Regions from separate parts of the Homo sapiens genome. Here region 1 is linked to region 2. Evidence: chromatin loops called from intact Hi-C (ENCODE). Cell type or tissue: Caco-2. All regions are shown on one strand. Links, peaks and the distances in the headings refer to the core of each region. The heading gives the core; the rest is flanking DNA.

Region 1 (16,391 bases), core at 2,811-10,810, 1.1 Mb after region 2:
TATTTCAACTCTTTTATTTCTTTGAAGGTTATTTTTTTTTCCTCATATTTAGTCCAGTGAGGGTCACTTTAGTGCTGACAACTAGATTAATTTTAGTACCTTAGGTTTGGATTTCTTCTTAGTTCATGATGTTGAACATGGCCATATATGACAGAAAGATTGAAGAATAATGTGTGAAACCTGTAGTATATCCAAGGTGTGCAGTCATTGGCCGGGCACAGTGGCTCATGCCTGTAATACCAGCACTTTGGGAGGTCGAGGTGGGTGGATAACCTGAGGTCGATCACAGGAGTTTGAGACCAGCCTGGCCAACAGGGTGAAACCCCATCTCTACTAAAAATACAAAAATTAGCCAGGTGTGGTTGTGTGTGCCTGTAATCCCAGTTACTCAGGAGGCTGAGGCAGGAGAATTGCTTGAATCCGGGAGGTGGAGGCTGCAGTGAGCCAAGATTGCACCACCAGCTTCGGCAACAGAGTGAGATCCATCTCAAAAAAAAACCAAAAAACAAAAAACAAAACCAAGATGTGCAGTCATCGAAAAAGGAAAAAGCATGGACTTTCTTCAGCTATCTAGTGTTTTGTATGTACACTTTCCTAGTTAACCTCTTATATGACTTGCTGGGGTTTTTTTAAATTCCACCTGGTGTTACCCTGTTTAAATATCTTTGGGTGAGTGATAAAGGCCTATTATTAAATTTGAGTGCAAACATGCTGATTTATTAGCAATGGCATTTGAAGGATAATTCCACTCATAGAGAACTTTGTTGCCTGCATCAGGGGCTAGGTTAGACTGTGTAACAAACAACCTTAAATATTAAGTGGCAAAAAACTATCAAGATTTATTTTCTACTCCTGCTACACGGACGGCACGGTGAGGGTGGGGAATAATTTACTCCTTGTTGTGATTCAGAGATGCAAGCTGGTTGAGGAACATTATCCCAAATGTCGGTCATGATTCCAGAGAAAACAAGAGAGTTCTGGAAGATCTTACAATGCAATTAAAGATTTGGTCCCGAAGTGACAGATGTCATTTCCACTCTCAAATCACTGGCCAGACCTCCATGAATGGCTTCCCAACCAGAAGGGATCAGGATGTTCAATATTACCATTTTCCCAGAATTGGGAGAACCAGAAATGTTTGAAAACAACTCTAATGACAACCCCTCACATCCCCCATCAAAAATCACTATAAGAAAATCTTTTGGCTGGGCGCAGTGACTCACGCCTGTAATCCCAGCACCTTGGGAGGCCAAGGCGGGCGGATCACGAGGTCAGGAGATCGGGACCATCCTGGCTAACACGGTGAAACCCCGTCTCTACTAAAAATACAAAAAAAGTTAGCCGGGCGTGGGGGTGGGCACCTGTAGTCCCAGCTGCTCGGGAGGCTGAGGCAGAAGAATGGCGTGAACCCGGGAGGCGGAGCTTGCAGTGAGCCGAGATCGCGCCACTGCACTCCAGCCTGGGGGACAGAGTGAGACTCCGTCTAAAAATAAAATAAAATAAAATAAAATCTTTTTTATTTTTCTTTTCAACTTGAAGGTCAAGCAATACTGTTAATATGTTCAGATTTCATTGTGTAATCATATAACAATTAATATTCTTTCTTCAAGGCTGGGCACGGTGGCTCATGCCTGTAATTCCGGCGCTTTGGCGCTTTGGGAGGCCGAGGCGGGCGGTTCACCTGAGGTCAGGAGTTCCAGACCAGCCTGGCCAACATGATGAAACCCCATCTTTACTGAAAATACAAAATTAGCCAGGCATAGTGGCGGGCGCCTGTAATCCCAGCTACTCGAGAGGCTGAGGCAGGAGAATTGCTTGAACCCGGGAGGCAGAGGTTACAATAAGCCAAGATCACACCACTGCACTCCAGCCAGGGTGACAGAGAGAGACTCCATCTCAAAAAAAAAAAAAAAAAGAAAGAAAAGAAAAAAAGAAAGAAAGAAAAGAAAACAACAACAACAACATCAAAAACCGACAGAGAGATCTTCCCTGAGCAGCCTTTCGCTTCCTATTATCTTGTCCTGCTTTTCTCTATAGTACGTAGCCCTGGAATTACACTATATATTCATTCATGTATTATTCTTGATAAAATGAAAGCCTCCTGAAAGCAGGAACTTTATTGTAGTCACTGCCTCCTACAGTAACAGATGGACTCGGTAAGAGTCAAGAGCACTTAGAAGATCCAGTCAACAAAGTAATTGTAGCAGAACTCAAATCCAGAAAGGCAAGAAGTTTTTGTTTCTAGCACTTTAAACTCTCCTACCTAACAAAGTGCCATACTGCACAATCCTTTGTAAGTATTTGTTGTTGAAATTTATGAATAAATGCCCAAAGTGAAAAGAATTTGTGTTGCCGATTCTTCAAAGGTGCAATAAAATATTTTTCTCAGCTAATACCTTCTAACTGCATGGCAGCCAGGAAAAAAAAAAACAAACATGCAGTTGCAGAGGAACCTGGTAGAGCCTTCTGAAAGGTATAAAGAGATTAGAAATTCAAAATTGCTCATCTCTGGCCTAAATTATTAGCAGAGTGGACCTGAAAAGGCCTCTCAGTGGAGCTAGCCTAATTCTGCAGTCTGAAAGCAACATTGCTACATTCCTTTGAAGAAATAAACTTGAAATTTTCTATCGCAGTCAGAGCCTAGAGGAGAAGGCAAATACCTGCGCACCTGCACTACAACCTCTTCTTCCAACACGACAGAAAATGCTTGTCAGTTGTAACATCCTTTCCCTCTGAACCTAGCCTCAGCCCCAGATTCCTCAGCAAGACTCTGCTAGAAGTCATGACAATCAGTACTTGAATGCATCCTCCAAAAGTTCAAGTATTGGAAACTGTTCTCATGAACAGATTGATGGATTAATGAGGGCTCTGCCCTCATAAATGAATTAATGTCCCTATCACAGGGATGGGTTTATTATCACAGAAATGGCTTTCTTTTTCTTTCTTCTTCTTCTTCTTCTTCTTCTTCTTCTTTTTTTTTGAGACAGAGTCTCGGTCTGCTGCCCAGGCTGGAGTGCAATGGTGAGATCTTGGCTCGCTGCAAGCTCCGCCTCCTGGGTTCAAGCAATTCTCCTGCCTCAGCCTCTCAAGTAGCTGGGACTACAGACACGCACCACCACGCCTGGTTAATTTTTGTATTTTTACTAGAGATGGGGTGTCACCATGTTGGCCAGGCTGGTCTTGAACTCCTGACCTCACGTGATACACCTACCTTGACCTCCCAAATCACTGGGATTACAGGTGTAAGCCACCACACCCAGCAGAAATGGCTTTCTTATGAAAACAAGCTTTCCATGGCTCTCTTGTACTTGCTCTGTGTCTCTATGTGATTCCTCCTGCCATGTCATGACACAGCAGTAAGGTCCTTACATGACCCCAGCACCATGCTCTTGAACTTTCCAGCCTCCAGAACAATGAGCTAAATCGACTTTTATTCGTTATAAATTACCCAGCTGATGATATTCAATTATAGCAACCGAAATGGTCTAAGACAGTACTCTAGATGACATTTGTCACTGTTGCTTATACAGTCATGTGTCACTTAACGACAGGGATACATTCTAAGAAATCTGACCTTAGGTGATTTTGTTGTTGTGTGAACACCGTAGAGTGTACTTCCACAAACCTAGAGGGACTAGCTTACTAAACACCTAGGCTATATGGTATAGCCTATCGCCCCTAGGCTATAAAGCAGTACAGCATGTGACTGTGCCGAATACTGTGGGCAACTGTAACACAATGGTAAGTATTTGTGTATGTAAACATATCTAAACATAGAAAAGGTACAGCAAGGCCGGGCGCGGTGGCTCATTCCTGTAATCCCAGCACTTTGGGAGGCCGAGGCGGGCGGATCACGAGGTCAGAAGTTCGAGACCTGCCTGGCCAATATGGTGAAACCCAGTCTCTACTAAAAATACAAAAATTAGCTGGGTGTGGTGGTGTGCATGTGTAATCCCAGCTACTCAGGAGGCTGAGGCAGAAGAATCGGTTGAACCCAGAAGGCAGAGGTTGCAGCGAGCCATGAGCCAAGATCATGCCACTGCACTCCAGCCTGGGCAACAGAGGGAGACTCTGCCTCAAAAAAAAAAAAAAAAAAAAAAATTGGGGGGTTGTGGGGGCAGGCGCGGTGGCTCACATCTGTAATCCCAGCACTTTGGGAGGCTAAGGCGGGCAGATCACCTGACATCAGGAGTTTGAGACCAGCCTGTCTAATATGGCGAAACCCTATCTCTACGAAAAATACAAAAATTTGCTGGGTGTGGTGGTGCACGCCTGTAATCCCATCTGCTTGCAAGGCTGAGGCAGGAGAATCACTTGAACCCAGGAGGGGGAGGTTGCAGCACTCCAGCCTGGGTGACAGAGCGAGACCCTGTCTCAGAAAAAAACAAAAAAAAACAAAGAAAGAAGAAAAGGTACAGCAAAAACATGGTATAAAAGATAAAAAATGGTACACCTGCATAGGGCCCTTACCATGAACACTGGAGGTTGCTCTGGGTGAGTCAATGAATGAGTACTGAATGAATGTGAAGGCCTAGGATATTACTGTACACTACTGTAGACTTTAAAAACACTGTACACTTATATTACACTAAATTTATTTTTAAAAAGTTTAATAATAAATTTACCTTAGCTTACTTTAACTTTTTTACTTTATAAACTTTTCAATATTGTTAACTTTTTGCCTCTTTTATAATACACAAACATTCTACAGCTGTACAAAACTATTTTCTCTCTATCCTTATTCTATAAGCTTTTTTTCTATTCTAAATTCATTTTACTTTATTTTTTACTTTTTTTTTTTCTTTTTGAAACAGAGTCTCTGTGACCCAGGTGGGAGTGCAGTGGTGTGATCTCGGCTCATTGCAACCTCTGCCTCCTGGGTTCAAATGATTCTTCTCCCTCAGCCTCCTGAGTTGAGTAGCTGGGATTACAGACTTGTGGCACCACACCTGGCAATTTTTTTTTTTTTTTTTTTTTTGGTAGAGATGGTGTTTCACCATGTTGGCCAGACTGGTCTCAAACTCCTGACCTCAAGTGATCATCCACCTCAGCCTCCCAAGGTGCTGGGATTACAGGTGTGAGCCACCATGCCCAGCCTACTTTTTTACTTTTTAAATGCTTTTATTTGAAACCAAGACACAAACAAGCATATTAGCCTATGCATGGTCAGGATCATCAATATCACTGTCTTCCACCCTCCCATTTCATCCCACTGGAAGGTCTTCAGGGCAATAACATGCATGGAGCTCTCATCTCCAATGATAATAATGCCTTCTCCTGAAATTTCTTCTGAAAGGCTGGCCTGATGCTGTTTTACAGTTAACTTTTTAAAATCAATAGAAGGAGTACACTCTCAAATAACAATATAAATGATGTTATAGTAGATACAAGAAGTAGTAATATAGTTGTTTATTATCATTATCATGCAGTATGTAGTCTATATAATTATATGGGCTTTGCTTTTATACGACTGGCAGTGCAGGTTTCTTTATACCAGCTTCCCCACAAGCCTGTGAGCAACAATGCTTTGTGCTGTGACATTACGATGGCTACAATGTCACTGGGCAACAGTAATTTTTTAGCTCCATTATAATATTTTTGTTTTTGTTTTTCTTTTCTTTTCTTTTCTTTTTTTTTTTTTTGAGACAGTGTCTCATTCTGTCACCCAGGCTGGAGTGCAGTGGCACACTCCAGAAATCAGTTGCCCAGGCTGGAGTGCAGTGGTGCCGTCTCGGCTCACGACAACTTCCACCTCCCGGGTTCATGTGATTCTCCTGCCTCAGCCTCACGAGTAGCTGGGATTACAGGCACATGCCACCACACCTGGATAATTTTTGTATTTTTGGTAGAGACGGGGTTTCACCATGTTGACCAGGCTGGCCTCAAACTCCTGACCTCAGGTGATCCACCCACCTGGGCCTCCCCAAGTGCTGGAATTACAGGTGTGAACCACCGTGCCCGGTCTGTTCCATTATAATCTTACGGGATCATAATTGTACATGTGGTCCCTTGTTGACCAGAACATTGTTTGCAGCACGTGACTGTGTCAGTCACTCATAGGCAAAATTATCAGAGTGAGAAATCACAAATCATTATCTTGCTCTGTTGCTACAACAAAACTTACAGACCTCAGATCTCAATACGGGTAAATCTAAAATTCCGAAATCAGTCTTTGTTACTTCATCCCTGTACAAGTAGACAAAGAGTGATCTTCATTTGGGAGGCATGTGATGCAGGCTTTTTGTGGGGAAAAGATGATCCCTTTTAAAAAGAAAGGTTAGGTTTCAACCCGTGAGTACATCTCCTTAGATGTTTCAGATCAAAGTTGGGAATGTGACCTGTATTCAAATCAATTCTAATTCATAAGTATTTCTAGAGTGTCTGTTATGTGGAAAATTCATTTTCTGGTAGAAACAGGTTATTGAGAAATGGAAGTAAACTAATAGATCTCCAATAGCAATTGTATTCAGAGACAACACTGCATTATATGATAAACTATTATAAATAAATGATAATTGCTAAGGGATCTGATTTGAATTCCATTTTTCAGATACAATGAATTCAAACTTCTTAATAACTAAGCCAAGTCTATTCTAGTCTATTTGAAATAAACTCTTAAAAAGTTTATTTTTGAAATTTCTATGGGGAAAAAAAATTGCCAGTAAACAAATTTGCAACATAAAGGCAAGTGCGACAGTGTATTTCACCAGTAAACACATTTGCAACATAAAAGTAAATGCGACAGTGTATTTCACCAAATAAGAGGGTAATTTTCAAGGACTACAGCAACATTCACTGGGCAGCAATAATAAATATCAGTTAATGAATCTCATCTACCCTTTAAAGCCAGTCTAGTGGGATCTATATTTTGGCAAAGTAATTAGCAATGTACTCAAGATAGCATAGCTTTGATTATCAAACATTCTGAATTTTTTTTAAAAAATTATTATTTAGATTTATCATTTGTGTACCTAGGCCTATTCTTCCTGTGACTTTAGGCTGGCGAGGTGTTATCTGCACAAAGAAAATTTTAAATATGTATTCAGTTACCAAATAACTTTAAAACTTCTGTAATAAGAAACGTTCAAATAATAGCGAAGAGGATTCAACAGTGCAAAATAAAATCCTATTCTGCCATCTAGAGGAAACACACTGTCTAGAAAACTAATTTACCTCTTGATGGCCCCTGAAGCTTAAAGTTAGAAGAAATATTCTGTTTAAAAAGAGAGGGGAGGAGTTGTGAGAGGCTGGGTATTTTTTTCTATGCCACCATATCAGGTTTTATCAAAGAGAAGAAAATAATATTTCAAAAAGCACTTTTTAAAAAACAGCATTCACCTGTCTTCCTCTTCTGAGTCACATTTAAGTTATATTCATATTTAAACTCCTCTGGAGTTCTTTATTAAATGACAAACAAAAAAAAAAGAGAGAGAGAGAAGGAGAAGAACAAGAAGATCAAGAAGAACAAGGTCAGCTGGGTGCGGTGGCTCACACCTGTAATCCCAGCACTTTGGAAGGCCGAGGTAGGCAGATCACTTGAGGTCAGGAGTTCGAGACCAGCCTGGACAACATGGTAAAACCCCACCTCTACCAAAAATACAAAAATTAGCTGGGTGTGGTGGCACGTGCCTGTAAACCTAGCTACTTATGAGTCTGAGGCAGGAGAATTACTTGAACCCGGGAGGCCGAGGTTGCAGTGAACCTAGATTGCACCACTGCACTCCAGCCTGGGTGACAGAGTGAGACTCTGAACAAGGTCAAGAAGAACAAGAAATACATCCCTTAACTTACCGTGACATGGGTTTACTGACTGTCAGGACTAGAGAATGGAAAAAAGGAGAAGGCAGGAGAGAGAAAGAGAATGATGAGAAGGAAAAGGAGGAAGAAGAAGGCAGTGGGAAGAAGAGGAGAAGCAAGAGGGAAGAAAGGAAGAGGAGAGAGAAAAATGAGGAAGAAGAAAATAAGAAAGAGGAGGAAGAGGAGAGAGAGAGGATGAGAAGGAAAACAAACCCCAAAGCCTCTCATTTACTGATTACATATTTTATTGCTAATGCTTCAGCTTAAACTATCTTTTGTGATTGTTTACATTGTAGTTTTCTAATACCATATTAACATTTTTTTCTTTTTTCTTTTTTTTTTTTTTTTTGATGGTTTCTGGCTCTGCTGCCCATGCTGAAGTGCAGTGGTGCAATCTTGGCTCACTGCAACCTCCTCCTCCCAGGTTCAAGCAATTCTCCTGCCTCAGTGTCCCAAGTAGCTGGGACTACAGGCACTCACCACCATGCTCTGGCTAATTTTTGTATTTTTAGTAGAGACGGGGTTTCACCATGTTGGCCAGGTAGATCTCAAACTCTTGACCTCAGGTGATCCGCCCCCTCAGCCTCCCAAAGTTCTGGGATTACAGATGTAAGCCACCGCACCTGGCCCAGATTTTAAAATTTTCTTAGCTAATATATACCTACTGTTAAACAGTATTATAAACTGCAATATATCTGTTACAGGTACATTGTATTTGATTTTCAGAGCATATTACATATATGATTTTTTTAAAATCAGGAACGACTTCATAACAGAAAGGAACATTAAGAATAATCTATGTCAGCCGGCGGTGGTGACTCAATGCCTGTAATCCCATTTTGGGAGGCCGAGGTGGGCGGATCACCTGAGGTTAGGAGTTTGAGACCAGTCTGGCCAACACAGTGAAACCCCGTCTCTACTAAACATACACAAAAATTAGCCAGGTATTGTTTTATTTGTTTATTTCTTGTAGAGATGGAGTCTTACTATGTTGCCCAGGCTGGTCTCAAACTCCTGGGATCAGGCAGTCCCTCCCACTTCGGCCTCCCAAAGTGCTGGGATTGCAGGCATGAGCCACCAGGTTGCTGCACAAGCCATCTGGCTTGTTCTCCTGTTCTCTTTCTTGATCAGTGTACTGCTGACATGCATAGTTTCAATTTGTGAAAATTCCTGAACTGTCCACTTCTGGAATGTGCACTTTCCTGTACCTGTATTACCCTTCACGTTAAAAACTCGCAAATAAAATGAAAAGTTAATTTGGGGAAAGAAAAAAAAATGAGCTGTCAAGCAATGAGAAGACACGCGGGAAGTTTAAATGCATATTACCATGAAAAAAGCGAATCTGAAAAGGCTACATACTGTATGATTCTAACTATATGACATTCTCCAAAAGGCAAAATTATACAGACAGCAAAAAGATCAGTGGCTGTCAGGGGTTAGGTGGAAGGGAAGGAGGAACAGGCAAAGCAGAGGGATTTTAGAACACTGAAAGTATTCTGTATGATATTATAATGGTGAGTGCATGTTATTATGCATGCGTCAAACCCCATAGAATCTACAATACCAAGAGTAAACCCTATGGACTTTGGGTGACGATGACGTGCCCTGTAGGTTCTTCAGTCATAACAAATGTACCGCTGTGGTACAGGATGTTGACAGTAAGGGAGGCTGTGTGGGGGTGGGAGGGAATGGCAGATGGTATATGGGAACTCTTTATACTTTCTCCTCAATGTTTCTGTGAATCGAAAGGATAAAGCCTATTTTAGTCCAGGCGTGGTGGCTCACACCTGTAATCCCAGCACTTTGGAAGGCCGAGGTGGGCAGATCATGAGGTCAGGAGTTCGAGACCAGCCTGGCCAACATGGTCAAATCCCATCTCTACTAAAAATACAAAAATTAGCCGGGCATGATGGCGAGTGCCTGTAATCCCAGCTACTCGGGAGGCTGAGGCAGGAGAATCGCTTGAACCCAGGAGGTGGAGGTTGCACTGATTCAAGATCGCACCATTGCACTCCAGCCTGGGCAACAAAAGTGAAAACTCACGTCAATAAATAAATAAATAAAATAAAAATTTAACAAAATAAGAGTAAAGTCTGTTTTTTAAAAAAGGAAAGGGGTATCCCTGGCAACTGTTTGATTCTGCATTCTCCCAAACCTGCTTGCTAAGGATATAAAAGGCTTTTATTCACTCTCAGGATATTCCCAGTCACCCCATTTGTTGGGTGGGGTTTGTGTCTCATTAACTCTCACCACTAGCCTGGAGATAAAGTAACCTTAAAAGCTGGATAGGGCCAGGTGCAGTGGCTCATGCCTGTAATCTCAGCACTTTGGAAGGCCGAGGTGGGCGGATCACTTGAGGTCGGGAGTTTGAGACCAGCCTGGCCAACATGGTGAAAACCCACCTCTACTGAAAAATACAAAAATTAGCCAGGCGTGGTGGCACATGCCTGTAATTCCAGCTACTCGGGAGCTGAGGCAGGGGAATTGCTGGAACCCAGGAGGCGGAGGTTGCAATGAGCAGAGATCGCGCCACTGCACTCCAGCCTGGGCGACAGAGTGACACTCTGTCTAAAAAAATAAAATAAAATAAAGCTGGATATTGCCATTTTCCAGGCTCTCAGATTGGAGTTTGCCAGGCTCTTTTTCCTACTTTAAGTCCAGCAAGCTTGGGTTGCTATGGCTAATGTTAGTGTATTCTATCTGAATTCCCAATATATGTTCAGCTGAGGAACCCTTATTTTCCTCTCTCAGGGTTCTTCCCTATGACTGATGAGCACCACCCTGTCCCCTCCACCAGCTTTCTCCCTGCACAGTGTGTTCGGTCCATCTCTTCACTTTTCCTCCAGAAATAATAATGGTCTCACTTTGTTAAAGCAAAAGGCCACCAGTGAATATGTAAAACAGATATTCCTTCCAAAGCAAGGAAGAGTTGGGTTTATAAGGCAGTGGTTCTCAAACTTTAACTTCCATTGGAATCATCTGAAGGGCTTGTTGAACTAGATTTCTGGGCCCTTACCTTGAGAGTTTCTAATATAAAAAGTCTGGGATGGAGTCTGAAAATCTGCATTTCTAACAAGTTCCTAGTTGATGCTGACATCATTGTTTGAGAATCACTCTAAGGGTTAGTCTCTATGAGCAAAAATACGGTTTGAATGGAACACAGGGAATTGGAAGAGTTTCAATCTTCTTATCAAATTCCCCCAGTGGAAGCATGATCATTCACTTTCACTGACTGGCTGACTTTCTGAAGCATTGGCTCGTCACTGATTCGTCACTGATTGATTGTCAGAGACGTACGCATTCATGTGGGGCTGTCGTTCTTACCTGTAGGGATATAGCAAAAAGACAGTATTTTTCCTTTCTTGAATCTGGAGTACAAAACCTTTTTATTCTCAGTTTTATGGGCGCATACCCATATTGGCCCTTCCCCATCAAAAGCAGGGTTATTAGTTTCTCCCATTAAGAGAGTGCACCACAATTTGTCTTACTGGTAGGTTATCATCAAAGGAGTCTCATCTAGAAATGTAGGGGCTGGTCTACAGAGTGGGATTCATTGGAGTCACTGGAAGTTATAACTCTACTGAGGACTCCACCATTCAGCAAAATTAATCAGGGCTGAATTGTTGTAATTCTTTGTTTTTCCTTATTAACTCAGACCTGAACAATCTGTATATAACCACCCAACAGGTGGATTCGCCTTGCTTGCTGCCTAGACAGAGATGACTTATCAAGACAGGAGAACTGCAATAGAGAAAGAGTAATCCATGCACAGCCTGACAATTCAGAGACTGGAGGTTTTAAAGATAATTTGGTAGGTAGGGGGCCAGTGAATCGGGGGTTCTGATTGGTCAGGTCAAAGATGAAATCACAGGGAGTTGAAGCTGCCCTGAGTCACTTCCTGGGTGAGGACCACAAGACAAGAGCCAGTTTATTGATCTGGGTGGTGCCTGCTGATCCACTGAGTGCAGGGTCTACAAAATATCTCAAACACTGATCTTAGGTTTTACAATAGTGATGTTATCCCCAGGAGCAATCTGGGGAGGTTTAGAATCGTGCAGCCTACAGCTGCATGACTCCTAAACAATAATTTCTAATCTTTTGGCTAATGTGTTAGTCCCACAAAGGAAGTCTAGTCACCAGCCAAGAAGGGGATTTGTCTTGGGAAAGGGCTATCGTTTTTGTTTCAAACTATAAACTGAGTTCCTCCCAAAGTTAGTTCAGCCAGCTCCCAGGAATGAACAAGGACAGCTTGGAGGTTAAAAGCTCTTAAAAGATGGAGTTGGTTGGGTCAGATCTCTTTCACTGTCTCAGTTATTATTTTGCAATGGTGGTTTCATGTATGCCACAGGCTCCAGGAAATAAAGGAGATGGATGGGAAATCAACGTCTCTTTTTCCCTATCAAATTTCTCCTTACCACAGTCATACATATAACTATCACTGGGGCATTCTGTGGGTTTGGGGGTAGAATCAGCCACAGCCCTAATCTCACCCTGGGAAACCCTCAGAGGTGGAACATGGTCTCAAGTACTTTTGAATGAGGGTGGTAACTACAACCACATGAAGCTGGCCATTTCCAGAGAGCAATACTGGATACAATAATAAGTGGTGGGGACATATGTTCAAGTTACTGATTTGTTAAATTGTGCACATTGTTTCATGCACGTCATGTAAGTTATAATTTTCTCAAAGGAAATTATAACTTTGACAAGGAAAGAAAAAACAGGTTTGAAAAGGAGCCACTGTTCTTGTTTGCATCCGTGTTTGCTTTTTGTTTTGTTTATAAGCAGAGGGAGTTAGAGTTCCTATTTAGCTCAGGCAGGCATATAGCTAAGAATTCCCTCAGAATGTGAAATCCTTCTCCAAGCCTTTTCTCTCCACCTCTTCTGAGCCACAGGGTCCCTGTTCTGAATACAAATTGCCGTTGCTAGCCAAGTGACTTCCATTATGCCTATGCATCCCCTGAACTTTGTTTTTGGGCAAAGCATATATGGAGGAAATTTTTTCATTTCCCTTTCATTCTGTCAGTAAGAGAAAACGAAGCCAGAGCTCAAGTTTCTTGAACCTTTCTCCCTGGTAGTGAACAGCTTTAGAACCACATGCATCTGGGCCGGGCGTGGTGGCTCACGCCTGTAATCCCAGCACTATGGGAGGCCGAGGCGGGCAGATCACCTGAGGTCAGTTTTTTGTAAAAGTACAAAAAAATTTCCCTGTAATTGGTGCATGCCTGTAATCCCAGCTACTTGGGAGGTTGAGGCATGAGAGTTGCTTGAACCCAGGAAGAAGAGGTTGCAGTGTTATTTTAAATTGAATATGAAAATACCATAATTCAGAACAGAGCCATAGATCAGATGATCCCTATCAAGTATGAAGTATCTTGATGTTGAGTCATATAGTGTCATCTGCCAAAATAAGGTGACTAATTTGAAAGAAGTGATAAAACAGCCAATCCCATTTTGGAAGACGTGCATTCATTGTTATTATCAAACTGAAACTACATTTGTTTCTGTTGCAGAATAATCCTCAAGTATAGCAACATCAAATCTCCAAGTCCTCACAAAAATGTCAGGTCAAAAATCTCAGATGTGAATTCAAATTTGCTGAGGAGTATACATATTTCTTAGTAGGAAGGGTTTTTTAAACAAAGAAAGGTTAAATCAAGAATCAGTGTATGAGCCGGGCACAGTGGCTCACGCCTGTAAACCCAGCACTTTGAGAGGTCGAAGCGGGCAGATGGCTTGAGCCCAAAAGTTCGAGACTAGCCTGGGGAACATGGCGGGACATCTCTACAAAAAGTACAAAAAAATTACGCGGGTGTAGTGGCACATGCCTGTGGTCCCAGCTACTCGGGAGGCTGAGATGGGAGGATCACTTGAGCCTGGGAGGCAAAGGTTGCAGTGAGCCAGTATCGCAAGTGGCCACCTGCCAGCATGTGAGGGTTTTGTTCAGGATGCTCTTTTAGCTCACATGCAGTAGAATTAATTCCCCAAGACATGTGAATGTGTTACCTTACCTGGCATAAGGGCCTCAAGATGGGAAGGTTATCCTGGATTATCAAGGAAAACCTAGTTAGAAACACTAGGGTCCTTAATATGAGAAAAGCATAGGATGATGAGAATGGGTAGATGTGTTGACAGAAGCCAGATGGTGGAGTGATGTGAGGAAGGGGCCATGAGCCGAGAAATGCACACAGCCTCTAAAAGCTGAAAAAGGTGAGGATGAGTTCTCTCCTGAACCTTGAGGAGAAACACAGCCCTGCTGGCACCTTAATTTTAGACTGTTTTAAATCACAAAATTGGGGATAATTAGTCAAAACCAGTGATTATCTGCGGATGGGGAGTGGAGCAGAAGGGAGGATTACAAAGCGACACTAGGAAACTTTTGGAGTGACAGGTATTTTCATTACCCAGATTGTGGTGAAGATTTTGCAAATGTATACACATCAAAGCTTTTCAAATTGTACACTTTAACCACGAACAGTTTAATGCATTCATTATACCTACAAAAATACCTACATAAAACATGCTTTAAAAAAGATACCAATCTTAAGTTTACTGATTAAAAAATAACAGGCAGAATGAAATCTTACTAGTTTCTGGTGTCTTTCAGAAGAAATCTGAGTGTTCCGTGTGTAGCAGAACTCTTAAGCCTAGGTACCTGAAATTCCTAACCTTCTACTCAAAATTCCTAACTCTGTAATTATGAGTCATTTTTCTACGTAGGCAACTTTTATCACATTCCCAAAGAGGTCTGTGAGCAAAAACGGTGGAGTTAAAACCACTTTAGAGGAATGTGAAGAATGAACATAGTGAAAATGTTATCCCACTCATTATTAGATCTCAATTTTATTTTATTTTTTACAAGGACACAACTTTGGTAGATGATCCCAATTATACCCCACAATGGAGTACACACCAATCCGGATCACCTTCCCAGGCCAGGGATTCCCCTTCTCTGGTAAATGCACCTTCCACTTGGCCAGTTGTTTAGATCAGAGAGAGGAAATGACCCAATGCAGGCTAATGAACAATTTCCCTGGGGAATATGGAATTGTAATTGAAAGTCTAACAATAATCTGACTTCTCCCTTGTACAAATTTAGGAGGCTACTGGACTTGGGACATTATCTGTTATGTGGATCAGGAAACAGAGAAATCCAGTCAGGTGAAAGACAGAAACAGATGAGCAGGAAAAAAGGTAACTTCCTGCTTGCTCCTAAATGGTCCAGTCTCTAGTCTCAGTCTGTTCTACAAATCCAGTTGTTCCGTGGGTTCTGTGAGCCTCCACCACCTCACCCCAATTATCCTCTCTTTGTTGGCATAGGTGGGTTTCTATTATTTGCAAGCAAATAACTTAAAGCAGATTTACCTTTAAAAGAAAACACTGGATTCACTTCGTATTGGAAAAGTAATTATTTATTATGACAAAAATAAAACTGTTGAATGAAAACAAATGAATGTTACACTATATTGCACCATGATTGGAAATGAGCCAAAACCTGTCTAAAAGATGAACATTCCAGAGCAAACAGCATCGTTTTACTTGGGTTAAGTAGGCATGCAAACAACTCATTATAACATAATTGCAGAAATAAAAATTATGAGTACTGGCAACCTAAACTTAACATATAAAAGAAGCACTTCATAACTAATAAAGTATTAAAAACTTTAAAACATGTCATTTAAACAATCCCACCATCAGGAAAACATGCTTTGAACCATTTTCAAGAAGTGATCATGTGAATGCATTAATTTACTTGTTTTAAATTTTTTGTTGTTGTTGTTAATGCTTATATATTGGACCAATGGAACACATTTGTTTGGCTGGGGTTCAGACACACAGTTTGTGGTGTGAAAGACATTTTTCTTTCCTCTGCACAATACCGGAGGACCCACAGAGCAATCCAATTCCTAATTCTGACCTTATTAATACCATCTTCCAGTTGACCAAGCATAGTAATGAAGATATTCTTAGAGCTTTCGCAGAAAGCCTGAAGCTTAAGGAGTAACAACAGTTTGTATTTAAATCTTAAGAAATGCACATATATATGAATATAGACACTTTAAAGTTGTTTTGCATTCTGAGGCAAGAAATAATAAATACTGAGTACAGGGCCTGCTGCTTCCTCTTTAATGCTCTAAAGCACCAATTTATGTTAAAATAGCAAAGTGTGATTATAATCATTCACTCTGATTAGAATAAACGCAACACCAAGGTTGTAATTGCTGTTAGGTTTTTGTTGTTGTTGTTTTTAACATGCTCTGTGGAATAGATGAACATGGTAAAATTTGTAACTATTCTGTAATTGAAAAAAATCATGACCGTTTTATTTTACACTTTCACTGAAATAGCAGCTAAACTTTTTTTAAGTCATAAATAAAAGTTTTTGTAACTACACTCAACAGTTTACTCCAAGAGAATAAAATAGGGGCTTCAGAGTCCCTAAATTTCCTGAGGGAAAATATAAGATTAAAATGATTATGGTCTCTTGTGAATAGGGCTTAAATATGCAAATAAGTCACTGATGACTGGGATCAACTGATAGTCATTTGATATCTTACCAACACTGATGGAAATATATTCACAGTATAAAAGAA
Region 2 (16,391 bases), core at 5,619-13,618:
AAGTGGCCACAATGACACTTGAATAAAACAGTGGAGTTACAGTAAAGGGAACAATATCCTTTTTATTGCCTTTTCTTCACAGCTCAGAACAGAGACCAGTCTGGCTAATTTGGGAACGGTGACAAAATTAGTAACGGTTTGTAAATGCATAATTAGATGATTTTTAAAATTTTAACTTTTCATACTTTAAATGTAAGGTAAAATCAACAGTGAAAATGAAATGCCTATCTAGAAAAAATAGCTCCAATTAGCTCATTATTCAATTCTGCCCTTCTCTTTCTCATTCTTCCTTCTTTTAATGCCTGCATTTGCCTTTTCTTGTCTATGAAGATATTTTGGAGTCTAAAAGATTATTGTCATAAAGAAGCTATAATGTATAACCTTGGCTAGTTTCTTCAAGGGTGTTTTTAAGAATAAAATGAAACCTTGGTGCTTGCTTCATTAATATATATACTAAAACTGGAACAGCACAGAGATCAATATCGTCCATGTGCAAGGGTGGTTCACACATTTGTGAATCATTCCACATTTTTCAATCTTTGTGTTGGAAGAGACGAGAGTATGGAGGGAGGATGGAAAAGGGGATTAAAGGGTACTTCATCTCTATCACTAATATTTTACTTCTTATATTAATAAAAGTTCATCTTCACGTATGAATCTAAGTGTTAGTTGTATCTTTACTGATTTTTGTGTTTAAATATTTTTTAAAATATTACAGCAGTCATTTCATTTCCAAGTTCTTATTTCTTCCAATTTTATTTATTTTTTTATCTATTTAGAGACAGGGTCTCAGTCTGTTGCCCAGGCTGGAGTGCAGTGGCCCGATTACAACTCACCACAGCCTTAGCTTCCCAGGCTCAAGTGATCATCCCACCTCAGCCTCCTGAGAAGCTGGACCACAGATGTGTGCCACCACACACAGCTAATTTTTGTAATTTTGGTAGAGACGGGGTTTCACCGTGTTGCCTAGGCTGGTCTCAAACTCCTGGGCTCAAGCAAGTCTGCCTGCCTCATCCTCCCAAAGTCCTGGGATTACAGGTGTGAGCCACTGCTCCAAGCCATTTCCAGTTTTTTAATCTAAAGAAAATAAATCAGAAGTGTATGCCAAGATTTATACATAAGGATATTCACTTCAGCACTATTTATAATAGAAAAAAATGGAAACAAGCTAAAAGTTGAACAATACAGAAATGGTTAAGATAATTATAGCAAAGTTATGTGATTATTATACATTTATTTGGAAATCTTACTTTCAGTATGTTTCCTATTGCTGCTGTAATATATTACCACAGGTCTGGCAGGGTGGCTCACACCTGTATTCCCAGTTCTTTGGGAGGCCGAGGCAGAAGGATTGCTTGAAGCTGGGGAACTGGAGTCCGGCCTGAGTAACATAGCAAAAGCCTATCTCTACGATAATAATAATAATAATAATAATAATAATAGTAATAATAATAATAACACAAATAAAAAGCTAGCTGGGCATGGTGGCATGAGCCTGTAGTCCTAGCTACTAGAAAGCCTAACGTAGGAAGATGGCTTGAGCCCAGGAGTTCGAGATTGCAATGAGCTATGAGTGTGCTACCGCACTCCAACGTGCAGGACAGAGCGAGAGCCTGTCTCTAAAATAAATAAATAAACACAAACTTTGTGTCTTAAAACAACATGAATTTATTACCTTACTAGTCTGGTGGGAGGTCAGAAGTCCAAAATGGGTCTCCAGGGAAAAAGCAAGATATTGGCAGGGCTGCATTTCTTCTCTGGGGGAATACATTTTCCTTACTTTTCTCAGCTTCTGGAGGCTTCCTGCATCCATTGGCTCGTGGCCTGAACCTTGCATAGCTCCAGGCTTTTGCTCTCATTGTTACACTTTCTTCTACTGACTCTGATTCTCCTCCCTCTCTCTTGTGATTATATCATGCCTATCCAAATAATCCAGAATCATCCATCTCAAGGTGCTTAAATTAATGTCTACAAAGTCCCTTCTACCATGTAAAGTAAGATATTCATAGGTTCTGGGAATAAAGATGTGGTCAACAAACCAGTGGGAAATTAGGATATCTCTTCAACTTTTATAACATTTATAAACACATATATAAACTATTATGTACATATTTGGATGGAATTGACTACAAAGCAAATTAGCCCTTCTCAAAAGTTGTTTTCTTATTAACTATTATTTTTAAGCTGTGTAAAGTATAAGCCTGTGTTTGAAGTGCATCCTTCAGTGTGTAACATGAATTCTTGACCCAGTTATCAGGTGACTTCAGTCTCACATGTACATATCATGCAGGCTGGGATTTTTCCATTCATTTTGTTGGACAACACCCAGATACCTACTTTTAGAAATTAAGCAAGCACGGAAATGAATCATTTGTAAGTAAAGGTCTTAATCTGCCTGATTGGCACTTTCTTCTCTTTTCTATGTATCAAGGACACTTAAGTGTTAGAAGGAACAATCCGATGCTGTATCATTCCAGATATCTTTTAAGTCAGAGTATATGTAGTACACACCAAATGACTGACATGCAACTTTCTGGTCTCAACCATGAGATTAACAAAGACTGGATGAGATGAACAGAGACTGGAGAATTTATCATTTACTCTTCCATTTCACTTGATTTTCTTTTTTTTTCTTTAGTTATGCTACATGTTTATTCTTCTTCTATTACAGAAAATAGTCTATTGAAATTAACAAGTGTAACTATTAACACTATAATTTAAAGATTCATTAAAAAGCAAAATTTAGAGAAATTCAACCACATGAGTATAATAATCAATCATGCCCTTTTGGTGGTTTAAAATGCTATTAGAGTCTTTCCCTTCACATTTTGTGAGAAAATACAAGTCCTAATTTCTCCTCAAATACTAATGAGATATATGAAAACAATGTAATCTTTCAAAAGGCAGCCATTATTTTATGTATTTGTGCTCTGTGAGAACCTATTAATCTTTTAAAAAATTATTTGGTGGACATTTTAAAAATAAAATTTGGAAAGCCATCTGAATTTTGGAAAGGTGGGTAAAGACTGTCTCATTCTATCATCAACTATAATTTTATTACTTTCAGATATAATTTCCAATTATAATCCCAAGCCAATAACATGAGAATTATTAAAGCACAATTAACGATACATCAGATAAATTATCTTTTATTTTTTACTTACTCTATAGTGTCATATGGAAGCTGTGTATTGACTTTGAAACCAGAAATGTTAAATTCCATATTTTTAAATCCCAAATCACTGACACCTCTAAATAACTGTTAAATTGTTGTGACTTCTGTTGTTGTTTCCTATGTTTCTAGTTTCAATTGAAAGACCCGAGATCTAGATTTTACTTATTACCTGTGTCCTGGAGCTTGTCAGCCACACCCTCTGAGCATCACATTTCTCCTCTGTAAAGCAAAAATAACAATTCCTTCCTTAGTTCAGAAGGTGGTTGTAAAAATGAAATAATATAGAACCACATGGTAAACTCTACTGCAACTAGAAATGCAGTATTATTTTATATCAGAAATACTAAGTGCTTAGATAAGCATCCCAAATTTATTATTTCAGGCACTTGAAATCTCAGGCTTGGAATGTTACAATGAGTAAGTTATACCTCTTCCTACCATCCTTTCTCCATTTTGTCGCCAAAATTATTTTCTCCGAGATGTTATGCTCTTCACTAGAGTTCAGCCTCCTTAGACTGTCTTTCAAAGCAGGTTTCGGTACTGCCCACATTTCGTGGATCTTCTCCAGTAGCCCTGAAACTTGATGACCTGCCTTTAACCCAAGTCATCAAGTTTAAACCTGTATTCTTTCTGTCTCTGTTAACTTGCTCATGTAATTCACTTTAATGGAAATATACAGTCAACCCCTTCTGGTGTCTTCACTTCTTGCTCTATCCATTACTGAATATGTAACCCTATCGCCTTTGAGAGAAACCCTAGTACAGAATGTGCTCTTTCCTCTATATATGCCCACTGCTTTTTAAAATACCAACAGTTTTCAGGTCCATAATTTGTTTTCCAGAGCTCATATTTTTATCTATTTAATAAAGTTGGTACTCAGCTCAAGATGTTCTCAAATTGCCCTTATATCTTAGAGTGTGGAATCAAAAGATGAATCATAAATGAAAACTATCATGAAAGAGGATGAAAAAAAAAAGAGGGGAGGCAAAGTTTTGAGATGTTGGGAAAAGAAATCGCTATCCAGGATAGAGAAGAAAAAAAACTGGGGGGGGAGAAAAAATATATATACATATATAAACAATAAACAAAGAAATGAAACAATTCAATTATTCCCTCGGCTGTTGATTTTTGTTTGTTTTAATGGTTCCCCTGTGTTTTCTCCCGAGGATTTAAATAAGGCCTTTTTAAAGCTGGATCAGTGGGAAGAAGCAGACATTCAGCAGTTCTTGCTGCTTAATTTTGAGATGTAAATTCTTTGAATTCCACTGTTACTGAACATTTTCTCCTTTCAGTTAGTAAGGATAAGGAGAGTGGTCATGATTCAGTACCATTTTGGTGTCTCAGAGTTATGAGAAAATCTAGAAACATTTTGTTCATTGTCTTATTTTTAAGGAAGAGATCTTCTTTCACAGTTAATTTATCCACTGTCTTAATTATTTGAGCTTTTGTCACTGACACCCAAGGCACCACTGTTAAACATTTAGGAATTTATTAACACTTTCTTAAAAATCAGATAAAAATATGAAGTGATAGTCAATTTTGCTTTCAATTTTCAAGGTTTTCTTGAGGGAGCAATCTTCAATTTCATTTAATTTTACCCATGTTTTAAATGTAAAAATAATTTAATCCAGTGTAATAGAAAATATGAACATTATAATTCACATCATGATAATAACCCATTTATTTAGCATCTACTATATTTCAGGTGCTTCATATACATATATCTGATTCTCACAAAAATTTTAAGTGATCAGTATCTTAATACACAATTTATAAATGTGGAACCCAACTTTTTAAGTGAATATGTTGCTCAAAGTTATGCAGCTGATCAATGACAGAGCCACGTTTTTAATCCAGTGCAAACACACACACACATTTTCCACTATGCCATGCTGAATGAGCCAAGCATTTTAAAAATTATCAAATGTCTTCAAACTCTCTGTAGCATTTGTAAAAATGGGACAAAAGAGAACATATAGGTTCCAAAACCTCTCATTATTTAAAATTCATAGTAGAGATCAACCAACTCTTCTAACCTGTGGTATGTCATGCCTGCAGATACCTCTAGGTGTCACTAGCAAGCCTAACGCATAAGTAGAGAAAACGCAGAAAAACAAGGAGATAGAAGAAAAGAAAAACAAAGAGAGAAATAAAACAGAGCATACCACCACTAATTGGCTACCAGAGACCCCTGTTGGATAGATCTACTTTCATATCAAATGCATTTTTGAAAATGTGTGTGAAAGTCTCATTCACATTAATCAGATAATAGTCAAATATGGGAAGAGTTTCTCTTCCCAGAGAGTTTAAAGAAAAAATAAAAAAAAGGCAACCTCTTTTTGTTACATTTAATCTTCCATGATAAAATTCCAACATTTTATACATATTAAAGTTGGTTTTTTTTTTGTTTTAATTTAACAACCAAATACAGGGTAGACCTACTTAAATCTAATCAGAATCTGGTTAAGATATATATATATATATTTAAAACTTTAAAAATTTTCCACTGCTATTTAAAATGTATTAGGTTTATGAGAGCTATAGTTCTTGTCAGCCAAGTCAGCATGTTTTGTTTTTCAGTTTTCATATTTTTTGTCAAGCAATAAGGACAAAATGCAATAAGATTAAAATAAGTATAAAAACTCTGGTGCACATAAATGGTAATGTCATTAAAAGGGAATAGCCAAAGAAGAGTTCTTTTTTGTGATAGCTTAAAATGTGCGTCCGCTGCTTATGAAAGTCTGAAATCAGAATTCTGAAGGTCATTTAAAGGACATAGATGTATAATTTGTGAAAATTAAACTTCTATGGAAGATGAACACATTTAGAAAAAGGTAACTGCCTATAATTATCTACATTTTGTCTCCTTGGTTCAATCTCTCTGAGGCCACCTGGTGTTCCTTTAAGTATAATTTATCAAAAACAGGACTGCATTTTAAAATCTGAAGTAGTGAAAAGTTCACTTCATTAATTCAGGGTTTTTTTTGTTGGTTTTTTTTTTGTCTAAAAGGCAAATGCCCTCTTCCAGACACCATGGAAAAATGTAAGAATGGATCAGACTGAGTCTTATCTCAAGGAACTACAAACCCTAAATCCATGAGAAGGCAAAGACTTTTTTGATATTGCTGAATTACACTGGAAGACTGGGTGGTAAGCCTTCAACAAATAATGGTTAAGTGGATGACTATGGTCTAAGAAGGGGAATGTATGCTATATAGACGTAGAAAGGAAGGAAAGAGAAAAAAAGAAAAAGAAAGGAAAGAAAAGGAAGGAAGGGAGGGAGGGAGGGAAGGGAAGGAAAGAGAAGGAGAGACAATACTAAAACTAAAGTACTTAGAGCCAGGGGGAACTTTAGCAGTTACATAATCTATGAAAAACCAGTCCAAGGTATTCCATTTAATAAGTGTTAATAAGTGATTGAATTGAGAATTAGTGTTTCATTTATAGTTCTCAATACAATGTTTTCCCAACAATGTAGTAAAATAAACAAATATGTACTAAATACCCAAGGTGAACTGAGGCAGGATCAGGCTTTATAAAGGATATAGGAAAAATGTGACTAGATTTCTTTGCACATTACTGTGTTTGCACAATAAATGGTAACTATCATTTATTAAGTAGTTCATGTGTAGAATTCTGAGGATGCCTCTTATTAATAAAACTATAACTACAAATACTTCTCAAGAAGTAAATAGGAAAATAAGAGCAAAAGGAGTCAACATATTTTTATTTTCTTTATTTTATGTATTTATTTAACTTTTATTTTAGGTTCAGAGGTACATGTGCAGGTGCGTAACATAGGTAAATTGGTGTTATGGGGGTTTGGTATACATATTATTTTGTCACCTAGGTACTAAGCATAGTACTGGATGGTTACTTTTTTCAGGTCCTTTCCTTCCTCTCACCCTCCTCCCTCAAGTAGGACCCAGTGTGTGTTGTTCCCCTCTATGTGTCCACGTGTTCTCATTATTTAGCTCCCACTTGTAAGTGAGGATGTACAGTATTTGCTTTTCTATTCTTGCATTAGTTTGCTAAGGATAATGGCCTCCAGCTCCATCCATGTTACTGCAAAGGACATGATCTCATTCCTTTTTATCGCTGCATAGCATTCCATTGTGTATATGTACTATGTTTTCTTTTTCCAGTCTACCATTGATGGAAACTTAGATTTATTCCATGTCTTTGCTATTGTGAATAGCACTGCATTGAACATACAAGTGCATGTGTCTTTATGGTAGAACAATTTATATTCCTTTGGTTATACACCCAGTAATGGAATTGCCAGGTAATATGGTAATTCTGTTTCTAGCTCTTTGAGGAATCTCCACACTGCTGTCCACAATGGCTGAATGAATTTATACGTTCACAAACAATGTATAAGGGTTTCCTTTCGTCCACAACCTCACCAGCATCTTTGACTTTTTAATAATAGCCACTCTGACTGATGTAAGACAGTATCTCATTGTGGTTTGATTTGTATTTCTCTGATGATCAGTGATAATGAGCTTTCCTTTTATATGCTTATTGGCCATTTGTATGTCTTCTTTTGAGAAGTGTCTGTTCATGTTCTTTGCCCACATTTTAATGGGGTTGCTTTTGCTTGTAAATTTGTGTAAGTTCCTTGTAGATTCGGGATATTAGACCTTTGTCAGAAGCACAGTTTGCAAAAATTTGTTTACCATTCTGTAGGCTTCCTGTTTACTCTGTTGGTAGTTTCTTTTGCTGTGTGGAAGCTCTTTGGTTTAATTAGATTCCATTAGTCATTTTTTGCTTTTGTTGCAATCGTTTTTGGCATCTTCGTCAGGAAATCTTTGCTCATTCCTACATCCTGAATGGTATTGCCTAGGCTATTTACAAGGGGTTTTTATAGTTTTGGGTTTCACACTTAAGTCTTTAATCTATCTTGAGTTGACTTTTGTATATGGTATAATAAAGGGGTCCAGTTTCAGTCTTCTGCATCTGGCTAGCCAATTATCCCCAGCACCATTTGTTAAATAGGAATTCATTTTCCCATTGCTTGTTTTTGTCAGTTTTGTCAAAGATCAGATGGTCATAGGTGTGCAGTTTTATTTCTGGGCCATCTCTTCTGTTCCATTGGTCAATGTGTCTGTTTTTCTCCCAGTACCATGATGTTTTGGTTACTGTAGCCCTGTAGTACAGTTTGAAGTCAGGTAATGTAATGCCTCCAGCTTTGTTCATTTTGCTTAGTATTGTCTTGGCTATTCAGGCTCATATGAATTTTTAAATAGTTTTTTCATATGAATTTTTGGTTTCATATGAATTTTTAAATAGTTTTTTCTTGTTTTGAGAAGAAATGCCATTGGTAGTCTGATGGGAGTAGCATTGAATCTCTTCATTCCCTTGGACAATATGGCCATTTTTAACATTATTGATTCTTCCTACCCATGAGCATTTGTTTGTGTCATCTCTGTTTTCTTTGAGCAGTGTTGTATATTTTTCATTTTAGGGATGTTTCACTTCCCTGGTTAGCTGTATTCCTAGGTATTTTATTCTTTTTGTAGCAACTGTGAATGAGATTTCATTCCTGATTTGCCTCTGGGCTTGGATGTTGGTGTATTGGAATTTTATTGATTTTTGTACATTGATTTTGTATTCTGAAACTTTGCTGAAGTTGTTTATCAGCTAAAGGAGCTTTTAGACAGATACTATGGGGTTTTCCAGATATAGAATTAGGTCCTCTGCAAACACAGATAGTTTGTCTTCCTCTTTTCCCATTTGGATGCCTATCAAAGTAATTTTAAATAGCACCATAACATTTATAGACTTTGTCACACTATACATAATATTTATCTTGGTTCTTTTCAATAAACAGCTTACTAAACATCTTTCAATGTCATGAGGCATTTATTTTTTAAGATAAACTAAGGCTATTAAATGTTTCTTTTTAACTTCAGTTATACCGTATCTCTAGTGTTCTTTGGAAGTCTTAAAGTTTTTCAGCTTTGATTTCTGAATGGTGCCTTTCCCTGAGGATGTTATCCTGTAGAAAAGGCAGATTAATCCAGCATATATCAAATAAGCTGCTCATTTTCCCTGAAGTAAGCTGAACAGCATTGCGGAGTCAGACCAAGTGCTGGAAAATACCTTCCTAGTATCTAGACAGCAATTGCAGGCATACTTGGGAACTTGCTTCAGAGAGTGGTGTTTTTCTTTGTTATTTGTTTTTATGTTTTTTTTTTTAATTCTTTTCTTATTTTTATGTTAGATTTGCTTTTAGGGTAAATAATGACAAAACATGAAATAAGATGGAGAAATATTTGCTGTAAGATCAAGCAACAATTTGAATTTTTGCTTTTGCTGAGATAATTTTTGGCATCTTCATCAGGAAATCTTTGCTTATTCCTATGTACTGAATGGTATCGCCTTGAATACCTGAATGGTATTAACATTCCAATACCTGAATGGAATTGTTATGTTACTTTACATAACAGCTGCACAAGGGACGCTCACTAGCACAAGAACGGCAAGGAGGAAATCCACCTCCATGATCCAGTCACCTCCCACCAGGCCCCTCCTCCAATTCCACAGGAGATTTGGGCAGGGACACAAATCCAAACCATATTGTGTGGCTAAATGAAATTATCCGTAACACCTGCCATCACAGTCTTAATAAGTGGTACAAGAATAGTCTCAGAACTCTTTGTTTCAATTGGCCATTTAAGTTTAATAGTAAAAAACTGGGTAATGATAACAACGCACCATAAAACCTTTAGAAGAAAAGAAGAATGTTTTGTGGACTATTTTGGCCTTTTCTGCATGGGGCAGTTTTAAGTTATTAGCTTTTAAAGTGAGTAATTTTTAATGGAAACAACTTGATCAAAAATCTGCCACAGAATTTTGAGACCCATTATAACAACATTTAATGAGAAAAAATTATATAGTAATCACTCACGTTTAACTTATGTACCTTTTCTAGAACTTAAAAAGTCTGGATTAGAATATAGATAGCTATGTTTATTTCTTAGCTCTCATTTCAGAATCACAAGTTCCTCGAAGTTATAATGTGGGTTGATTTGTTTGTTACCTGATGTTCCTACACTATATATTAAGTATTCTAGGTGCTGCTGCAAAATATTAGTTGACATTACTAATTAATTAACTTCAGACTTAAAAATTATACACGGCAAATTATTTAACGTAGTCACTAAATTAAACCTTTTTAACATTCAAGAGCAATCCATGTTTGCTAAAGAATATTGAGAATATTTAGAATAGAGTATAAGCCATAATAAGAAATCAAAATTGTTCATAGGTTCACAAATAAGAGATGCATTTGTTCATTCAACATTGTTCACCACCACAAGGGTTTAGGCTGGTCCCTTTGGGTACAGAGCTCAGACAAGCCCTACATTCACAATGCCTACGTTCCCATGGTGGGAGACAAACTGCAAACAAAATGAGCAAACAAAACCATAAAACTTGGAAGCAGTATGTTCTGGGGCAAAGATCACGAAGTGGGAAAGAATTTGATGTATGTGAAGCTTTTGTAGCTGAAGCAGAGGATGAGAATGGAATGAACATGTAGATGTTCACGAGGGCCAGTGTTAGGAAGTTGAATTTTTACTGTTAAGTACAAAAGGAAGCCATTGAAAGCTTTTAGATAGGGAACTAATGTCGCGTTATTGGAAGGAAATAAACCCCCCAAACAGGAAGGCAAAACCAAACCAAACCACACTGATTGCTATAAGGATGGTGGGGGAGCAAAACTGGATCAAAAGAGCTCCAACAGGAAGCAGCTGCAATAGTGCGTCTATCTAAGAGATGATGTGGCTTATGTTAAGGGGATAGCAGAGGAGGAGAGAAGATGATACAGTCAAGATGTATTTGGGAAATAGAACTAAGAAGACTTGCTGATAGACTGGAAGGGGGTAGGAGGAGAGAAGAATGATCCTGGGATATTTTACTGGAACACAAAGTGGACAAGAGTTCTGTTTCCTGAGATGGCAAGGGCTGACGGAGAGTTAGTGTGGCAGAGACCTGTGCTTTTCATGCATTACCAATACTCCCTTTCTTTCTTGGTGTCAGAATTCAGATTTTATTAAGGATGGGAATGGATCCAGCCAAAATCCATTGCTGCCTTCCCTTTCTTGAAGCTAGGTATGTGGCCTTCAGCTGGGTTATGGACAATGAGATACACATACTCAGAAGTATCATGTGAGATTTCTATAAAGGTGTTTGAGACTACATGATGTGACCCTTTTGTATTAAAGCTAAGCATACGTTCATCTGAAAACGTAGCACTTCTTTTCTTAGATAAATATCTAGCAAAAAATGCATACATATGTTTACCACAAGGCAAGTCCAAGAATATTTAAAACAGCACTCTTTCTATAACTTCAAATTAGAAACAGGCCAAAATGCCCATGAACAAATAGAATGGATAAGTAATTTTTGGCATATTCATTCACAATGAAAACTGCTGCAAAATGCCACAAGATGAATGAATTTCACAAATATAATGTTAAACAAAAAGCAAGATACAAAAGAATACATATTATTTCATTTACAAAGGACAGTAACTAACATATGATGTAGGAAGTCAAAGAGTAGATAGCAATGGGAAGGCGGTGGGGTTGATGATTGGGAGAAGCCATTGGGGGAGGTTTTAGGGGTACTGGTGATGGTCCATGTTTTTATATGAGTGCTGTTTTCATAAGTCGTCATTCACTTGGCAGAGTGTCAAATATAATAGGCATTCATTAAAGACATGTGTTGAATAAACTTGTTGAATTTAAGGTGAGAAGGAGTTTTACCAGTGAGAAAATAGCTGTTGTATTATTGCAGTACTCCATAATAATTTATACTCCTACTGAAACAAAAATAACAAACGTGGTTAGGTTGTGCTTCACATATTCTTTTTAAAGCAAGAAAATATTTGTCAACCATATATATTTTCCACATTTTGAATATTTAAATTTGCAAATTCCTAATTTCTGGAAAATTTCTTATTCAGATTATTTCTTCCCTGATTATTCTAGATTAATGAGGTAGTGGGGGTGAAAACATGTACATTGGTCACTAAATGTGTTTCTTGTGGTAATATCCAAGACAAAATGGTTTTCATTAAATTTCAGAAATGCAATGTTAAAGTTAACTCTAGAAGTTTTAGAAAGTGCCAGGAGAGAAAAATAGGAAAGCTTAAAAATGTCCCTAAAATGATAAGGCTTTCAACTCCACACTAATAGATTCTGAAGAATAAATTGGAATGCTTGGGAACTGTTACATGACAAATGAGAGTACAAATATTTTCTTTTTCTAAATGTGCTAAGAAAAACAAACAAACAGAAAGATAAATACTTCCTGAAGAACAACTAAGCCATAGAAATTCAGAACATTTCAAATTTATGAGATATTAAAGCCAGGAAGTATTGCACATGAAATAAATTCTAATAATCTTAGAAAAAAATTATAATAATCTTTTGTCTCCATGGTAAAGGAAGGTGATGGATTTCAAAGGGAAAGGAAAAAAAAAAAAACACATTTGCACTTTCATGTTCTTCTTTCCTATAACTAAATTTCAGATTTTCTACTTGCAGAAATGGAGTGAATTCCCTTTTGTATTATAAGGTTAAGGAAGAAGGAAATCATTTGAACTCTCGATTATACTTTGAAGTGGACTCTGATTGTAATAATACTTTATAAACATTCAAACATCCCCAAAAGGCTATTAATAAATAGTTATCTTAGATTTAACAACAAACAAGAACCCCCTAATGTTTCCTAACTACAGATTACATTTCCAGTTCCATTTAGCCAGCCCCGCAAGGGTGCTCCTATTTAGAGGAACCAGGGGAGAGAGCAAATAATTTAATTCAGTGCAACCCATTCAACTCATTGAAAAACTACTCAAAGCATGGGACTTACCAATGGGTATCTATAGTGTCATTGATTGTTTGTTATTATTACTATGGAATGTACATTATGAGAGGCCACTGGAACTCATAGTTCAGAATACAAATTCTAGAGGCAGATAGAGTTTGAATGCTGCCTTCACCACTTTTAAGCTGTGAATTTGGGTAAATTGCTCAACTACTGAGGGCCTCAAAGTCATTAACTGAGAAATGGGAATAACAGAGTCATATGTCACTTCTTGATGGGAATACATTCTGAGATATGCATCGATAGGTGATTTCGTTGTTGACAAACATCCTTGGGTGTACTTACACAAACCTAGATGGTAGAGCCTCCTACACATCCAGGTTATATGGAATGAATAGTCTGTTGCTCCTAGGCTACAATATCGCACAGCATGTTATTGGACCGAATGCTATACGCAATTGTAACACAATGAAAGTATTCATGTGTCTGAACATAGGAAAGGTACAGTAAAAGTATAGTATATAAGAAATAGTACACCTATATAGGGCAGTGACCATGAAAGGAGGTTGCGGAATTGGAAGTTGCACTGGGTGAGTCCATGAGTGGGTGGTGAGCAATGGCCTAAGACATTAATGTACACTACTGTAGCCCTTATAAACACTGTATACCCAGACTACGTTATTCAAAAATATTTTTCTTTCCTCATTAATAAATTAACCTTAGCTCACTGTAATGATTTACTATATAAATGTTTGATTTCTAAATTTTTGTCTCCTTTGCAATAACACTTAGCTTTAAAACACAAATACATTGTACGACTGTCCAAAAATGTTTTCTTTTATTATATCCTTATTCTACAAGCTTTTTTTTTCTTTTTAAAATTTTTCATTTTTAAATTTTTTACTTTTGAATTGCTTTTGTTGAAAATTAAGACACAAACACACATATTGATCTAGGCCAATACAGGGTCAGAATCACCAATTTCACTGTCTTCCACCTCCACATCCTGTCCCACCTGGAAGGTCCTTGGGGGTAATAATATGTATAGAAGTGTCATCTCCTGCATAAACAGTGCCTTCTCCTGGAATACTCCCTGAAATATATGCCTGAGGCTGTTTTATAGTTAACGTTTTTTAAGTAGAAAGAGTACACTCTATAATAATAATAAATAGTATGGTAAATGCATAAACCAGTAATAACATTGTTTGTTATCACTAGCAAGTATTATGTATTATACATAGATATGCTATATGTGCTGTATTTTTACATTACTGTCAGCACAATAGGCTTGTTTACACCAGCATCACCACAAACATGTGAGTAATGTGTTTCACAATGACATTAGGATAGCTACAGTGTCCCTAAGCCATAGGAAGTTTTCAGCTGCATTATAATATTATGAGACCACTTTTATTTATGCAGTCTGTCTTCCACCAAAACATTGATGGGAAGCACATGACTGTCTATTTACCTCATGGAACTACGAAGATTAATGAGTTACATGTAAAACATGTGCTTATTATCTAGCACCTAGTAAGTTCTAACAAATGTTAATTATCATCATTGTCACTTTTCTTGCTATTAGTCTGTAACCCAGAGAATAGGAAAGGTCAGAGACTTACAAACTTTGTCCTAAGAAAGAGGGATGCACGAGTCATAATTACATTGATCCAAGTAATCACAGCATCCCCTAGGGCTGCTGTGGGAGCAGAGCGTGGAAGAAAGAATCAGTCGCCAAAATTGCTTTCTCCATCACTTCCTGGTCTAAGCGGGAGTCTTCCACTACCACTGGGGCAGTTACAGCTCTTCCTATGGATGATGGGAAAAGACATGGGAAGCCCCACTACCTGCTGGACCAATCACTGTGAGGCTGAGAGATAAGACCTTGAGGCTAGGTGATGTGAGATGCATGATAATGACTGAGCAATGGGCAGAGAACCCAAGTGAGGACAGTGAGGGGAAAATGAGACTCCTGCTGAGTCTGCCATACCTCCAACAACTTTAAGGAGCTCTTTTTTTTTTTTTGATTGTGTGTTTGTTTTTGATACAGAGTCTCACTCTGTCACCCAGGCTGGAGTGCAATGGCACCATCTCAGCTCACTGCAACCTCCACCTCTTGGGTTCAAGTGATTCTCCTGCCTCAGCTTCCTGAGTAGCTAGGATTACCTTCCAAAGACTCTACCTCCAAATATTATCACACTGAGAAGTAGGTTTTCAACATATGAATTGTGAAGCAAAACAAACATTTAGTCCATTCTATGTATGTATGTGTGTGTGTGTGTGTGCACACACGCGCATATGTGTGTGTGTATATCTGGTTTCTTTTGCTAGGTAGGGTAGTGAGGGAGGAATAAGTAAACATAATGTGTCCTTATGCTTTTGATAAGGGTAAATTAATTCAACTTTCTAAGCTTCTCCCCTCTTTTTTATTTGTCTAAACATAGAATTTGTTTTGCCCAATGAGTCAGTTATGACGGGCCTGTCAAACACAGGAATAGACTGTTGCCAAATAGCCTCCAAAAAGCAAGTGCTGCTTTACAATATGAATGCATGCCAGCACAAATGCTCCTATATCGAAGCACTGAGCCAATATTTCTTAAAACCTATAGTAGACTATATGTTTTACATCAAGTTTAAAACAAAACAACAGTAATGAAGAACCCCAAATGCATTCTATGTAAGGCAGCATACTTAGCCTTGTTGTGGATAGAAAGACATGCAAAGACCCTACTCTCTAGGTACACAGAAAGAAAGTAAAAACACTGAGGAATGAGAGATATATTCATTCCTGCCATGCAAACCTGTGAATGTGAGCCATTCGTTTACCCCCTCTTGGTGAGCCCCAGTTTCCCATACATTCTCAAGTCCCAGGGTTGATCTGAGATAACGTGGTGGTTTTTCTTACTCTTGAAATTCTTGAAATCAATCTGACTAGAATGTATGCACAAGAAACGTAGGCAATAATGGCAAAACATAAGGGAGGTTAAGTGTGCAATGAGTGTTATCGCTACCGTGAGAATCCAGGGCAAAGAGTTCACTGCAGGCTGAGAGGTGGAGGAGAGGCTTCCTGGAGAAGGGAGGACTTCACTGGAAACTTCAAGACAGAGTACGAGATGGATAAACAGTGAAGACAGGATAGGGAGGTTCATTTGGTTGATGTGGCAGTAGGATTGTAGGTGATAAAGATGGAGGGTAATGACATGAGAAGAAAGTTTTGTTGAAAATTAAAAACCACAAGATAAGTTTGGGAAAATACGCTGCAACTTGTCTATGATTCACTCATTCCCCACTTTTCTGTGAAAAATCTCAAACAAAGAAGCATGATGCCTTGTGAGATGAACTCATTCTGGCAAGGTTATTAATTACTTATTTTCAT

The links. Hi-C counts contacts between places; a loop is a spot of excess contacts. Peaks named below come from ENCODE experiments on the same cell type or tissue, not always from the same donor. Only the 100,000 strongest peaks of a DNase experiment are listed, where the experiment ranks them.
Region 1: it touches region 2 in a loop (31-fold over the local background); 4 of 110 quality-filtered maps call a loop at or near these places.

Annotation. Positions count from the first base shown.
Region 1 is chr10:18,680,440-18,696,830 of GRCh38, reverse strand. It overlaps ARL5B (ARF like GTPase 5B), which reads right to left. Exons shown (of 6, transcript NM_178815.5): 6 at 15,192-16,391. Among named protein-coding and RNA genes, the nearest start is that of ARL5B, 29 kb to the right of the region's middle. In Caco-2, for the core only: a CTCF peak has its summit at 7,136 (motif pointing left); no DNase peak of the experiment used is centred there.
Region 2 is chr10:19,777,140-19,793,530 of GRCh38, reverse strand. It overlaps the pseudogene RNU6-1212P. Among named protein-coding and RNA genes, the nearest start is that of PLXDC2, 31 kb to the left of the region's middle. In Caco-2, for the core only: no CTCF peak of the experiment used is centred there; a DNase peak (open chromatin) is centred at 10,560.